2 separate regions of the Mus musculus genome follow, and region 2 is linked to region 1. The links are chromatin loops, found by intact Hi-C in ENCODE. Cell type or tissue: left cerebral cortex. All regions are shown on one strand.

Evidence for each region. Hi-C counts contacts between places; a loop is a spot of excess contacts. Peaks named below come from ENCODE experiments on the same cell type or tissue, not always from the same donor. Only the 100,000 strongest peaks of a DNase experiment are listed, where the experiment ranks them.
Region 2: a loop joins it to region 1, with 5 times the contacts of the local background. A loop is called at or near these places in 21 of 42 quality-filtered maps.

Annotation. Positions count from the first base shown.
Region 1 is chr19:41,200,111-41,208,110 of GRCm38, reverse strand. Tll2 (tolloid-like 2) reads left to right here and starts at 1,337. Exons shown (of 21, transcript NM_011904.4): 1 at 1,337-1,634. The coding sequence starts at 1,466. In left cerebral cortex, CTCF peaks have their summits at 1,208 and 3,749 (motif pointing right); DNase peaks (open chromatin) are centred at 935, 1,117, 1,896 and 3,752; H3K4me3 peaks cover 1,052 bases.
Region 2 is chr19:41,100,266-41,108,265 of GRCm38, reverse strand. It overlaps Tll2 (tolloid-like 2), which reads left to right. Exons shown (of 21, transcript NM_011904.4): 11 at 2,498-2,614; 12 at 3,215-3,360; 13 at 4,391-4,586. Among named protein-coding and RNA genes, the nearest start is that of Opalin, 27 kb to the right of the region's middle. In left cerebral cortex, a CTCF peak has its summit at 3,147 (motif pointing left); DNase peaks (open chromatin) are centred at 3,136 and 6,693.

The DNA.
Region 1 (8,000 bases):
ACAAAATAAAATGCTTCGTGAAACACTTTTCTTTGGTTAATCACTACCTGTCCTGGTTTGAAGAAACTGTTGTTCTAGTTAATAGATAAGGCAGATGATGATAGGATGAGACATTTGGAGCCTGGTGTAAAGCCCAGCTTTGGACTGCTTTGTCATTTAGCAGCTAGGAAACCATGTGGTAACAAGCCCCAAAGAGAAATTTAGTCCACCTTTCTTCCTGCAGTTAATTTAAAAAAACAAAAACAAAAAACAAAAACTCTGGATGTGATGCACTCACAAATCTTCACAGCACATTGACGTGCTATAATGCTTGATTAGGGCAATTTACTTGTATAAAAGGATCTTTGAAAATCCTTGCGGTTAATAATGTATGTCAGAGTGGATCAGTTCTGACAGTTTTTTTAACATTGAAGGTACATCACATAAGCGAGTTTCAAATAACGTCTGATTATCTCCCTAAATAATCTGGGTGCATGTTTTTCACTGGCACAAAAATAACCAGATTTAAAGAATCGCTCATTTTTATTTTATCAAACTAACGGCAAGGCTTGCTTGGTATGTCTGTAACTTTAAATAACAGTGTTGCTCATTTGTGAGTCTTTGACTATCAAAAGCATCCCAATTGGGACAGTTTTACTGAAGGATAAGCTCATCGTTATCCATCCTTACAAGTCCCACCCACAACTTCGGGTTTGGTGGGTGCTGCAGCACGCACCTGTGCTGGTGGGACCAGGGCTGTTGAAAGAGTGGAGAGAATCCTGCTCATTCCCCCCTCCTCGCCCCCTTTGCTGAGGCATGTGAGACACACTGCATTCTGCAGAGAAACGAATTTCGAAAGCACGAAGTTGGCAGCAGCGAGGTGTCCAGGACTACTCACACACACCAAAGCTGCTGGCCCTCCTGCGTCCTGCCACGCGTGCATCTGGGAGTTGTGAAATGAGTTACTAGAAGGAGGTAGGGCGCGAAGTCTAGCCTCAATGTTGAGCAGTGTTGCGCGCACCACAGTGTCAAAACAAGATTGCATTCGGCCAGGTGGGCGTGCGCCCCGGGGAGCCCAACACTTGTCAGCATCTTCGGTTTGCTTGGGTTCCTCCGAAGTTACGGAGGTGCAGGGAAGAGGAGGGGCCTCGCCTAGGACGCATAAGTGATTGGCTGTCCGGGGCCCTTGGAGAGGGCGTGTGGTCCAGCCCTGGTGGAGAGGGGCGGAGCGGCCACTGTTCCTACCGCTGCCGCCGCCAGCACAATCACAGCCACCGCAGCCTTGGCCTCTGGGCAAGTCGTGTTTAGCAGCGGCTTCCCGGGTGTCCAGGCCGGACGAGAACGCCTTACTGGGCTTGCTTGGTACCCTACCGGTGCCTGGCAGCCAAGCAGCAGCCACCACAACCGACCCTGTACGTGGTGTCTCTCTGGATCCGAGCTTTCTGTGCAGGTTAAGTCCCTCGGGCCCCGCCGACCCCTTGCCACTATGCCCCTTGCGACCACTCTTGGCACCCTGGTGCTACTGTTGCTGCTACCGCTGCCCCGCGGTGCTGAAGTGACTGGGGACCATTCGAATGTCGCCTTGGACTACGGAGCCTTGGAAGGCGAGGAGGGCACGGAGCAGCAGCTGCATTACCACGACCCCTGCAAAGCTGGTAGGTACCACCGCTGGCTGTCCTAGTCTCCGGGCAAGTCGGGCTGAAGTTTGCCTTTGAAATGCAAATGAGGGGTGGGCAAGGCGGGCCACTCCGCTCCTGAGAGATGTCCCCGGCTCCCGCGGGAGGGGGAGGACAATGTCTGCGGGAAACTGCTTTAGTACTCCTCCAAGTCCAGGAGGACATCCTGGTCCCAGGTTAGCAGTGCACATCGGGTGGCGGCCGCAGGATCGGTCCCATAGGGAATTCTGGCGGATGTGGAAAGCAAAGCCTGTGTGGTGCACGGTGGGCTCGGGTCGCCTGTCAGCCTCTAGGCACCCGCTACCTCCAGACACTGCAGGAGTCGAGCCTGGCTGGGCGCGGCGCTCCAGGCTCTGTCCGATGGAGTAGCTGGCTTCATCGGAGTTCACAGCAGTTGGAAGTTTCCCGCGAAGTTTCCAAGATCTGTAGTTACTCTTGGGAAGAGATTAGAAGACAGACAAAAAAGCTTCACAGGACAGAAGGAAGAGTCCCCTAGGGAGAACGCCCACGACTTGAATTGCTCCAGCTTCCCCCCCACCCGTGCCCCTACCCCCGCAGTCTCCTCAGCACCCGACTGAGATGGAAGTCAGCAGGTGCTCTAATTCCACCAGGAAGCTGCGCCCCAGGACTGCACCGGGCACGCCAGCATTTGAGCACAAACCTTTGCCCCAGCTACAGGGCCTGCTTCCCTCCAGCTACTAACCCTGTTTTGGGATGTGCGGCAAGAGATAGATGGGGGGTGATAAAGCATCCCAGCAAAGGTTACTAAGTATCTGTCCGCAAAGGACCCAAACGTATCAAAGTCAAGAGCAGTTACTAGCTGGGACCCAAGCAGGTGCAGGACTCAGACTACCTTGAGGCTGCTCCTGGATGGTGGCCGAGAACCCGTTAGTAGTGTTTTCCTTTGTCCATTGCCCAACCTGATTGATTCGCTTCTGGTGTGCAAAAATAAGGGATAAGAGGCCTTGAGGATACTTGAGGCGATCAGAGTGGTTCCTCTGGGCACAGTGGCCCATCAGGTCTGGGCCATTTCATTCCCTCAGTTCATAGAGACTTCTCTCAGCCTCAGGCTCCTCATCTCTAAAATGGAAGAAGGTAAACAGAGGACTTGGGTGGGAATTTCTTGCCATTGGAATCAATTATAGAGTGTTGTCGTTATTTTTACCATTACTGTGGTAACTCTAGGGCATAGGCTGGAGTCACTTCACAATGCATGTTCTCTGAAGAAGATGAGGTTCCTAGGAAGGCCTCAGGTGTTCTTGAGACCAGAGGGGCCTGTGCATATGGAAGGTCAAGCTGGGTGTGGGGGGACCTGGCCTTAACCACAGGAAAGATGCCAGAAAAATCCAACTGTATATGAGGCCCCGGGATGGGAAATAGAATGGGTGACTTCCGGGAAATAGAGAAGGTGGTACCTCCAGATAAATGAAGGTACCATGCCTGATTGTAATGTCCAGCCGGGATGGTCTGAGCATGGTTAGAATGGTGACCTGGTCCTAAAATGAGAGTGCCTAAGCTTGAGATGAGCAGGAGCAACAGTCACACCTGTCAGATTCAGAGGAGCCACCTCTGGGAGGCAGTAGGGGCCAGTGGGGCCAGAAGGGAGATTGGTTTGAAAAAACAGGCTGGGTGCCTGGTATATGTAGGATGCTAGTCTAGATGCTGCAGACCCAGAGGGAAAGATGCAGATCTGACTGGGAGTTCCCACCTGGTGTAAGCCTCCAGGGACAACCCCGAGGCAAGACTGCCTATTGACTGTCCAGTGATTTCAGAAAAAAAATGTTGGGAACAAAGACACAAATGCTCTGACTGTTCATGGACTGGATGGGACGGGCAGGCAGGGCTGGAAAGTAAGAAGGCCCGAGTGTGGTCCAGCTGCTTCAGTATATCCGCTGCAGCCATCTTTGGAGCCTTGCAGCCCCCACTCCCACCCTGGAGTAACCTGGTGCTACAGGCAGCCAGAAGAGATCGATGGCAAGGGAGATCCGCAGCAAGAGGGCACCTCAGGCTGCCATCCTCCTCGGAATTCTGTCATGTAGGGAGCACCCTTAAGGAATGCCAAAAAGCAAGAGGCACTTCAGTGGAAAGACAGCTTCCCCACTAGGGGGAACCGTACTTCCTGGTAGCATGTTTAAAGCTTCAGAAAGGGCCTCTATCCCAGGGAAACTCTACCTGGAAGCTCTGGTCAGAAGGTCAACTCCTGGTCCCTGCTTCAGAACTTCACATACAAACCATTTCCCACCTGTCTCTTCCCCGTGTGAGTCTCCATTCCACCATGCATCCATAATGCAGAAGGGAGCATCCTGGCTCTATTCCCCACCCCTCAGTGGACAAGGCCTGCCTGCTCTAGGCCATGGCTTTCCCCCTTTAGAATGGACATAATTGAATTTGTTTGGACTCTAAGCTGACAGATCTGGGGAGCTTCTCACTTCTTAAACATTTTTAAATTACACATTTTTTTCATTTACTTTATGTTCGGGTGGTGTGCCGTAGGATGCGTGTGGAGATCAGAGGACGCCTTTTAGAAATTGGTTCTCTCCTTCTGTATGGTCCTGGGATTGAACTCAGGTGACAGGGCCTCGTGGCAGGTGCCTTTACCCACTATGACATCTTTCTAACCAAGACACTCCCCCTCTTGATGTATCACCTGAACTCACATGACCCGGTGCAGAGACTTGTGCTTGGGCCCCCTACCTCCTCCCTGTTCAATGTTCTGTTTCTGTGACTTTTGCTCCAGCCTAGCCATCAAAGTGATGCACAGTACATGCCGTAACCTCTCTCAATGGCATACTTACCATCTTACCATTTAGCGGTTAACATTCCTACCAGTTTACCATAAACAACCATTAACAACTCCTACCTACTCTGCTATGTACAAGCTGCCTGATACAGGGCAAGTCTCCCCTGTGTGTCTTTGTGTCCTCGTTTATGGACAGGAATGATTTATGACAGATTAAAGTACATGGAAAGATATGTCTATTGTTGGGTACATTATAAACAGATTTTCTAGAGACGTGTTGAAAGAACATCATTACTGAAGCTTTGGGTGCTGTTTTACACCATCAATTCTACATTTACTAACAGTTGACTCTGCAAAGAGGGTGGTTATTAAGTCAGATGATGGGGGAGTGGGAACCTTCCTGGCATGCAGATGGGGAACAGCCATGGGCTTCTAGGCACTGTGTCTGTTGGTCCATAGGTCTATACTGGCTTTTCCTTAGATACTGCCCACATAGCCAGGCACTGTGCAAGAACTCCAACATTTTCTGCACCTCCATGCTGGCAATGCTCTCCCTGTCTGCCTGCCCTCATCCTCTCATCCTCAGCCGAGTGAAGCCAGGGGCTGCCTTCTCATTTCATCCCTGCCCCTCCTGTCTATGTGGCTGATAACACACGGTGCCACTTACCTATGTGTCAGTCTCCCTATCTGCAAAATGGAGGTGGGAGCAAAATCTTTTGCCTTATAATGTAACCAGGAGCAGGGCCACTGGGTATTTGGAGGGTGAACCAAGGAACAGCAGGGAGGGAGCATGGAATGTAAGGCAGGGAAGGAAGAATTCAATGAGGCGATTGGGATTCGGATAGCTGCTCTAAGTAGTGAGCTATGACCCCTCCAGGGCCTCTTAGTACCTTCCAAGTACCTCCTAGAATCATCTATCCAGAGAATGGAAGACAGAAATGAATCCACGGTTTGTAGCCCTTTGTTGTTTACATCCGCTTCCCACTCTATTCTTGGGGAAGAACTCACCCCTAGCTTGGTATACAACAGCCTGACTGGCACACCATTACAACCGTGCCTTAGTGGGTTAAGAACAGATAGGGTGGTGTGTGTCTGTCATCTAGAAAGACCTGCTGGATCGACAATGAGTCACTGGAACCCACCTGATGGCTCCCGACCCTTGTGCCTGCCCACAGCTTGCCTGTTCATTGGATTGTTGGAGAGAGCGTTCAGGTTGTCTCCCATGTGGCTTTGTTGTTGGTTTGTCCTCACAGCACAGCAACTGGATTCTAGGTGGCTCTAAGAGGACCGGATAGGAGGGAGTTTTCAGTGCCTTTGTTGACCACCTCACATCCTCACACCCAGCGTGATGCGATGGCGAGCCTCATGGGTCCCTTTCACCAACAGGATGGCTGTAAAAACAACGTTGTCTAAAAGCAAGTGGATGAGGGAGTGTTGCAGCCAGATTTGAAAACTGACCTGCTACCTCTTGAGGCATGAACTGGGTCCTCTAGATTTAGGGAAGGTCCTAAAGTAGAGAAATGGGGAGATACACGGTAGATGCTTTCCGCCTCCCAGGTCACCCAAACTGCCTGCGTGAGGCTATCCTGACGCAGAGATGCTCAGGCAGCCTGTGCAAATCCTAGGAAGCTGGCTGCCAGCCTGCGGACACCTGCTTACTATTTAGCTAGTGGCTTGGCAAATGCCAAAAGCATCAGACAGCTGTGAATGCTGGATTCGGATGTGATATGTGGACTTGTTGGCCCCTGGTGGCTTAAGGTTCAGGAGCCAAAGTGAGTGTGACAAAGGCACAGTGTGACAAATGGCTCATCACTCAATTTGGGCTATCCCCAGCCCCTGCCTCTGATTTCAAATCTCACCTCTGTCTGGGATTTGGAGCTTCAACCTCAACCTACCCTTCTCATTTGCTTCAAGATACCTTATATAGCCCAGGCTGTCCTGGAACCTGCCATGTACACCAGGCTGGCCTCAAACTCAGAGATGCATTGCCTCTGCCTCCTGAGTGCTGGGATTAAAGGGGTTCGTCACTACCACCCAGCTTACCAATGAGGTCTTTTTGAAGGTTCACCCAGAGACCTTTCTGGGGAAGCTACTGTCAGCAGCCCATCGAAGTCCTGATGTAAGGTCAGAACATTCAACTTAGTGATATCTGGGCCTCACTCTGCCTGGTACCCTCAGTGGTGTCCAGCTCACTGAGTTGTTTGCCTGTATCTCCTGAATGAGGGAGGTAGGAAGGATGCTGGCCTTAGGGGGGATTGGGTTCATGGCTAAAGGAACTACGCATTTGCCCTCTGTCTGAGTAATGCAGCATCCCTTACCTGAGAATGTCGGAAGAGGAGGCAGGGGACAGTAGGGTCAAGTGGTCTCTCTGGAAGTTTGTCTTCCTGTCCCTATGCGTCTCCTAAGGCTCAGACCCTGGTGAGAGCAGCTGGCATTTTTATGTCTCCCTTTACATCCTCTCCTGTCCTAGAAGGTCCTTGCTGATGGGCAGATGGCTGACTTAATGGAATTACGTTTCTCCAAGGCCTTGCATGTTAAATGCCTTTCCTATCTCCAGGCAGGAGCAGCATCTGGTTCACCTGTCTGCCCTTTTGCAAGGCTATGCGAGTGCGAGGAGTTACTGAACCTCCCTCACCCTGTTTTCTCAGTTGCCAAGAACTCTTCCAGCTTTCAGGATGGCCACCAGGACTAAATCGTAGACATTTTATCCATTTCTGAGCCCAGTTTCTGGTACCAGGAGGTACCCAGTGATTGGCATTTATGTCATCAGAGGACAGAGCAGGCACTCGTAAGTACTTTTGCGCTTGTGGAAATGCTTGTGGATAAGTGATCTCATATTTGAGTAATCAGAGTTGGGGATTCACTATTATTAAACAACGTCTCAAAAGTAAGAGAGGTCAGGGCTGGAGAGACAGCTCTGCGGCCAAGAGCAGGGCTGCTCTTCCACAGGATTAGTGTTTTAATTTCTAGAACCAAAATGGTGGCTCTCAACATCTGTAACTCCAGTTCAGGGGATCTGATGACTCCTCTAGCCTCTGTGGGAACCAGGCATGCAAGAGGTGTACAGACGTACACGCAGGCAAAATGACCACACACAAAATAAGAACAATTAATTTTTAAAAAGTATGAAATCTATATTTAAAACACGGAGGGTAAGTTTTATGCCAAATTTACTATATTTCAATAAAAATAGAGTAAACAAAGACTAAGAGAAGAATGTATGTCTATGGGGGAGACTGGCTACCTAGACTTCTGTGTAAGGGTCAGCCAATTGGCTCAGTGCTCAGCTCTTACATCTGCTCAGGCAAGCAGATGCAGTACACATACCATCAAATGCCAACTGGAATCCAGGGCTCCCAACAATGACCAAGGCTTTTACTAGATAGGCAGTGTCTAGGAAAGGGGAGATGAGAACTGGGGACCTTATCAGGCCCCTCACAGATGGGGCTACTCTGAGACCCCAAGCATAATGAGAAACACCACCCTACCCCTCCTCTGCCTCATCCCCAGAGGAGACATGCAATATGGTGGCTGCTATTTTGCACACAGGGGAAACTGAATTTCAGGCCCGGCCTTTCTGACACTCCATTGGTTCTCAGCACCAT
Region 2 (8,000 bases), 100 kb after region 1:
GCTTCCATTGATCTAGTTCCCCCCACCTCTAAGTAGCCCTTAAGCTATGAGTCTATCAATGAATGAATTATCCATTGATAAGATCAGAGACCTCAAGTTACAGGACCCTCCCTCTGCCCCCCCCCAAGGCCCCACATATGACCACTACTGTGATGGGACCCAGACCTTCTGCCTAGGAGCTTTCTGGGCACATTCAAGGTCCAAACCACAACCAGTGGGGATGAAATGAGACAGTCCTATGTGAAACACTTCAGACAGGATCTTAAGCAGACACAGTCAGTGACTAAGGGGGACTTTGACTTGTCAGCATCTGTTACTGGCAAGGCAAAGGCTGAGATGTCAGCTAAGAATTACAGAGAGATGGGGGATATTTGCTGAGGCAGAACAATACACCTGCCCGGGCTGGATAGGGGCGGGTCAGCCTGCGGCAGGGGTGACAGACAGTTCCTCTTATTGAGTTAGGTCCGTAGGTAATAAAATATAGACCTCCCCCCTCTCGCTTGGAATCAGTTCTCAGTGGCTGTAGCAGCTGGGATTTAAAAGGATATGCAGACTGGAAACCTGAGCTAGGCGAAGGAGTCCCGCTTAGGGCTGTTGTGGTCTGACTGCACAGTGCTCCCTCTTGCAAAAAGGTGATGCTCCCCCCTCCCCAATGCTTACTAGTTGTTTACTAAACACTCATCACAGCTATCAGCCATACCATAGATGCCGTTCTCAAATTGTATAGGCCTCCAATCTGTTTTTTTTTCCTTTGAGCGTATGAGTGCATTTGTGTGCTGTGTGTGCATGGGTGGCCATGTATTTGGGAGCATGTATGCACATGCTGTATGTGTATGCAGGTAGGACCCCCACTGGGCGTCGTTCTTCAGATACCACCCACCGTCAGGCTGGCGAGCCAGTGAGGCTCCGCCTCTCTAGTGTGAGAACTGTAAGAACACGCCGCCCAGCTGTCTGATCTCACTTCTGGGGCACAAATTTAAGTCCGCGTGCTTACACAGAGGCGTCTCCCCAACTCTTCCAGTGTACTTTTCTTTCTCAAAGTCTCGACAGTCATTTTATTGCACTAAATAGGAAGACCTCTAAATCCAAAGGGCTAGAGAGAGCCAGAACCAGGAGGAAGCAGAACTGACTGGCAGCCCTCAACCCCGTTTTCCCTCGAAGAGTATAAGCCAGCGCTGACCATCTGGAAAAGGCCACAGTGTCACCAGTCCTTCCCCAGCCTAGTGACTTTCTACTTTTCTCAGAAGAATAAGACATAATTATGGTGTCTAGTGCCTCGACCAGGGCTTCCCACCCACTCATGGTTAAAGTCCCTGCCTTTGTAAACACTGGAAGCCAGTTACAGTGGCACGAGCTTATAATTTCAGTGCTGGAGAGGCTGAGGCAGGAGGATCCAGCAAGTTTGAGGCCAGCCTGGGCTACTTAGTGACAATAATGCCAGCCTGGGCTACAGAGTGAGACCCTGGGCTTAAGCTGTAGCTCAGTGCCTGTTGCTTCCTTATTGTCTCAACTCGAGGCAGCTCAAGTGACACCCAAGTCCACGTGGACCTTCCTCCAAGCTGGTGAGACACTCTATGGCTACTCAAGGCCTGTGAACTGTGGGAAAGTCACCTCCATACTTGCTCAGGAGTTGGTAGTCATGCTTACATGTCACCTTAGGCTTGGCATGGGGAACTCTGCATGGCTGTGTCATGGGCAAAGGTCTGGACAAGCCACATAGACAATTCCATACTGGGCCCAGAAAGAACAGGGGTCTCTTGGATCTTGTTACCCTGCTGGGCTCTGTCCAGGGGCTGGGGACACTACTTCCTGTTCTCCCAGATCTTTAAGTCTACTTGTGGTCTTCATCATCCTGCCCGAGCCATAGTCTTAGCTTGGAGGAAGAGGATGTGTAGAATTAGACCTTAAAGGGCTCCATTGTATCCTGCAAAGTTCTTCATCCCAGTCTCTCTCTCTCTCTCTTCCCTTCTGGGTCTATCTGCACCATCTGGGAAGCCCACTGTTCTTCGACCCTGAAGCTTCAGTATTACATCTGGCCTTGAATTAATTCAAATGCAAGGAAGCTTTGGTTTCCTGGTCTCTGGCCCTACTTCCTGAGGCAAGGATAACAGAGGGTCCAGTGCCTCAAGGGAAGGGTGTGGTGTCTTCAGAATTATCAGGCAAAGCAAGCAAATAAAACAAAACAAACAAATAAACAAACGTCACCGATAGCTCAGCATCATCTCTCTACCGCTGGGACTCCCACAAAATATGCCACAGGACCCACGTGTGGCAGGGAAGGTACCTGCCCTCTGTGTTGTACTTCGAGTGCCTGGAATCCACACTTGTCCTTCATGGACTCACAGATAGACCATTCTTGAGCCCATATTTGCTCCTCTGTGGAGTGGCGGGGTCAGCTGCCACTCTGAGGGTCATTGCCTACTTCCTATCTTTCCTTCAGGCTGTGGTAAGGTGAGCCCAATGTCCACAGTGTCCTGACTGTCCTTTCTCTTTCCAGGGAGGTTCTGTGGCGATAAGATACCTGAGTCCCTTGTCTCCTCGGACAGCCGGCTCTGGGTGGAATTCCGTAGCAGCAGCAGCAGCCTGGGCAAAGGCTTCTTTGCTGTATATGAAGGTTTGTTCTTGATAAAGCAGTCAGGCAGGTGGCCACTGGCAAGCATCTGTCCTTTAGCGCAGCCTGCTTCCTTCCCTGGAAGGCAAAGGCCATGTGTGCTAAACTCTGTCACTGTCACAAGCTCAGTGAGCTCTCCGCTCAATCCAGCTGGGGTATCAGGCATCAGGGTAGAGAGTCCTGTAGAGATGGCAGTGGCCTCTGGACACCTGAATGAGCGTAAGCAGGGGGCCTGACATCTCTGGATTCTTGCTTCATCAGAAAATAGAAAACGTGGTGCTACGCAGACGTTCCGTTCCATGTAAGAGAAAGGCTGTGAAATCACCCTGGGGCAGCTTCTGCGTGTCTTAATCCTCCCGGCTCAGAAAGGAACTGAACTGGAAACATAGCAAAGCCCACTTTGCCTTGAATCACTGAAAATTTGGACAATCCAGATTTTCTCTGCGTAGCTACACGGTTATCCAGAGTTAAAAACTCAACTCTCTCAAGGCCCGGGTTGTTAAACCCAGAGGCAAATGCTGGCTCTTGGAGCCACCTTGTGGCAATAAGTAGCCATTCACCTGTGTTTGGAAGACCCTTTCTTGTCTTGTGTTCTCTCTAAAGCCATGTGTGGGGGAGACATAACCAAAGATGCAGGCCAGATTCAGTCTCCCAACTACCCTGACGACTACAGACCTTCCAAGGAATGTGTGTGGAGGATCACAGTGCCCGACGGGTTCCATGTGGGACTTACCTTCCAGTCCTTCGAGGTGAGCGCTGCTAGGATGCTTTCCCCCGGTGTCTATAAAGACAGGGTCTTATAGTAACCCCAGCACTCAGGAGGGCGAGGCAGGAGGAAAGTGAGTTTTAGGCCAGATTGGACCAACCAAAAAACAAACGGAAGTGACTGGGGGTGGGGCCTGGGGAAGATGGCTCAGTGGGTGAAGTGTTTCCTTGTCTTGCTGGCACAAGGGCCTGAGTTTGACCCCAAGTACCCATAAAGCCCCATGTATACTTGTAACCTCAGGGTTGAGAGGCCATGCAGGCAACCCCAGGGGCTTGCTGGCAGCCAGCCTAGCCTAACTGGTGTGCTCTGGGGAAGTGAGAAAGCCTGTCTCAAAAAACAAAATAGTGTCTTCTGAGGTTTGTTTACCTCTGACCTACAGAGAGAGGTCGGGGGAGAGAGAGATGCATACACACATAGACACACAGAGAGATACAAATAGACACAGACAGATACACATAGACACACATAGACAGACACATACACAGAGCCATACACATAGACACAGATACGCTGACACACACACAGAGACACATATACTCAGATACATACATACAGAGACTCACACACACACACACACAGATACACATAGACACACAGACACACACACAGAGCCATACACATAGACACAGACACACAGACACACAGAGACATATACTCAGATACATACATACAGAGACTCTCTCTCTCTCTCTTCTCTCTCTCTCTCTCTCTCTCACACACACACACACACACACACACACACACACACACACACACACACAAAGAGATGACTTTCCACTTTTGGTTAAGAACAGGAAGCCAAAAGTCCATTTCAAGCCCATCTTCCTTGTTTCTCTTAGAGCCTCCTCAGCCTGATTCATCTTGACTTTTACAACAGAGACAGACTGGACAAGCTGGGTATGAACTCAACCTGCTTAGATTTGAGGGAGATGGTTAGGTTTTGATTCTGAGTTAAAAATCCTTGAAGCCAAGCCAGCCAGTGTCCCCAACGTGGCCCCCGTCTTTCTCTTTAGATCGAAAGGCATGACAGTTGTGCATATGACTATCTGGAAATCCGAGACGGTCCCACAGAGGACAGCACCCTGATTGGCCACTTCTGTGGCTACGAGAAGCCGGAGGCCGTGAAATCCAGCGCTAACCGACTGTGGGTGAAGTTTGTGTCCGACGGCTCCATCAATAAAGCGGGCTTTGCAGCCAATTTCTTCAAGGGTATGGCTTAGCGGTCTGTTCCTGTGTTTATTCAATGGAAGAACTATTGCTTTCCCCGGTGTAAGAATTCCAAAACCTGTATGAGACCTTAGCAGCAAGCAAAGCTCCTGCAGGGAGGAGGCTGTTCATCTTGAACTGCTGATAGAGCCCTCCCTGTGGGGCTCGTCCCTGTGAGAATCAGGCTCCAGTCGGCTTCTGCAAAGAAGCTATTGGTGATTCTTTCGAAGGGTGGGTGTGTGCGTGCATGCGCACGTATGCGAATGTGCATGTGAAGGCCTGAGGGTGACCTTAGGAGTCTCTCTCAAACACTTTCTACCTTATCTATTGACACAAGGTCTCTCATTTTGGCTAACCTAGCTAAGTCAGGTTGCTTCAAGGCTCCTTCTGATGTTAGAATTACAATCAGCCTGCCATGCACACCTGGCATTTATGTGGGTGCTGGGGATTTGAACTCAGGTCCTCAGACTTACACAGCAAACACTTTACCTACTGAAGCCAGTCTTCAAAGCCTAGTGATTTTACTGGGTCTAAGTATACGTAGTGAAACCCTGATTTAATAATAACACATGCCAGGCAGCCTCATTAACTGAGCTCATTGCATCCCAGGGCCTGTGGAAGCCACTTGCTTTACCTGACATCATTTTGTTCCTGTGATAACCCTGTCACTTAGGTTTGGATTATTGACCAGCATTGAGAAAGGTGGCTCAGGGTCACTCTTAGACATGAGTGGCAGATTAAGCATCTAAACCTTGTCTGACCCCAGACCCCAGACCCTCTACAGCCTTGCCTGACACCCTAGGTGTGAGCCAGAGAAGCATCCCAGGTCTTGCACTCCAAAGGTGTTGTCTCCCATCCCGAGTGCTGGTGCCCAAGAGACTGAGGTGTGAGGACAGAAAGAGGAGAAATATCCTGGATGGAACCAGACCCAGGCCACAGAGGCGATCCAGCATAAGGAGGGGCTTTCATGGTTTCTCAAAAAGGCCATTCAGGACCCTCAAAGGATGCACACCACCCTTAAGGACACAGGAGTATTCCCTAGGCCTGGTACACTGTGGCTGGGTCCCCAGGAACATGCCACCAGCCCTTGGTAGAGATAGGGGGTCCTTGCAGCTCCTTCTGTGTGGCCTCTTTATTGTGGTACCACTTGATGTCCAGCCTCCCATATCCACATCAGGGAGACTGCTCCTTCCCTTCCCTCCTCTCCCACATCTCCTGGCTGTGATAGACAAGAATCCCAATCCTTCCTGTCTTCTCCCACCCCTATCTTCCTTGGACCTCCTTTTTGTTTTATTATTTTATCTTTTGAGGGAGGATGTCATACTGTAGTTCAGGCTTGCCTGCACCTCACTGGGACTCGTGAGTATTCTGACACCTCAGCTTCTGAATGCTGGGATTACAGATGTGAGCCACTGTGCCTGGCCCCACCTCTTCTTAGGTACTTTTCCTAGGTTTCCCTTGAAGGGTTGACATCAGGAGAACTGACTTCCAGACAAACCACCCTGCTAGGCAGCCTCACGTCCTTACCAAAGCCTCAGTTTCCCCTTGTAGAACAGAAAGAAGAAAGTGTGTTGCACTGTGAAGTTCCAAAGAAACGATGGCTCGGAGATGCTTTATTTTGGGCTCCACGTGAGACGTGGGATTATTACTGTTTAGCCGGGCAGTGATGGCGCACGCCTTTAATCCCAGCACTCGGGAGGCAGAGGCAGGTGGATTTCTGAGTTCGAGGCCAGCCTGGTCTACAAAGTGAGTTCCAGGACAGCCAGGGCTATACAGAGAAACCCTGTCTTGAAAAACCAAAAAAAAAAAAAACCAAAAAAAAAAAAAAACAAAAAAAAACAAAACAAAACAAAAAAAAACTGTTCTTCCCTTTCGTGGCATGCAGAAGGAGTGAAAATCTTAACACCTGGTTTCCTCCGACCATCGAGGCCACGGTAGGATGCCTCAGATCGCAGTATCTGGCTCATGTGTCTTTGCCAGAAGGAGGGAACTGGAAGCATAACCACAAAGCCTGTGGCAGAGCTGGGGTGAGCCAGAGAACCTTGTGCCTTCATGCCAGTTGGCAACAGCCTTCGCCTGGGGCCCAGCTGGCCTGTAACACTGGCCGGGGTGCCAGCTGGCCTCAGCACTGATCCCCTAGTGCCAGATGGCAGCCCCTCTTCGAGCCAATTGGCTAGGCAGCAGGCAGAGCCTTACACTTCTGCTGATTTCAAGAAAGGTTGGTGGCATTCAAGGCTTGGCTGGTCCAAGGGGCGTGACAACCATCTTGAATCCCTACACACTATCATTCCAGTGCAGAGGGACCATAGGGGATGCTGGGGAGGGAGGCTTTCTTCAAAGCCTTGGGGTGTGCTCTAACTTCCCTTAACGCTCTGAAATTCCTTTAAGATCTTTTCCAGGTCTCACGTCTGAGCCACAGAATGGCTCCTTCTTTTCCAGTGTACCTAGAGGATGGAAAGAAGCCAGAGCCGTGGTTATACCCGGCTAAGCTCTGGTTCCGGCCCATTCTACCTGCATGATCCCAGAGCTCCTTAGAAAGCGTACCCAGCTTGGAATGATCATGAGCCAGTGGGCTTGGCACAGGTGGCACTGTGGAGGCCACGTAGCCAATCAGACCCTGGCAAGAATGGCGCCCGCTTGCCTGCCACTTATCATCAATGGCACAGGGCCACTGACAGCAACACAGCCCACTGCCCTTGAGGCTTTTCTCCAGCTCCCTGGCTAGCATATCCCTTTGTCTCTGCAAGAGTGGAGCTTTCTCTGCTTTCTCTAGCTTCTCCCCCTCCATCTGGCAATAACTAGGCTGAGAAATGGTGATGCCCTCTTTCTTGCCTCTGTGCCCTGCCCACAACCATCCCAGCTCCGGGCATCAGGGCCTCCCCTCCCTTCCTCTTGGGTCTTTATTTATCTTTGTCCTTTCTCATGGAATCTTTCCTAAGTTTCCTCTGCTCTCTGGTCCACTTCTTAGACCTGCTGTGCCCCTCTCATCTGCCCATTCCTTCTTCACTGAGCCATCCTTGCCGCCCCTCTCTTCACCTGCCTCTGCCCCTGCCCCTCTCCTCACCTCCTCACCTCCTCTGCCCTTTTGCCCAGGCTGTCTCTCCTTCTACCCTTCCCATCATTGTCTTTCCAACTCCTGGAGGTGCAGAAACTGCACCAGAGTTGTCTGAAATGCAGCCCTGCACATCGACAATATACCAGTCCTTCATGCGCATAATTTTCAATCGCCACAAAAGCCAACACCGCTCTTGTTGTTTTTAAAAGTAGAGGAAGGCTCAGAGAAGCCAAATAACCATCATCCAAGTCTATATGATTGGATTGTATTGGTTGGCCCAACCTGACCCAACTTGCCCAGAATCCTGATCTCTTTCTACTGCTCCATATTATCCTATATATTTCCCTTACTCCAAAATTTCT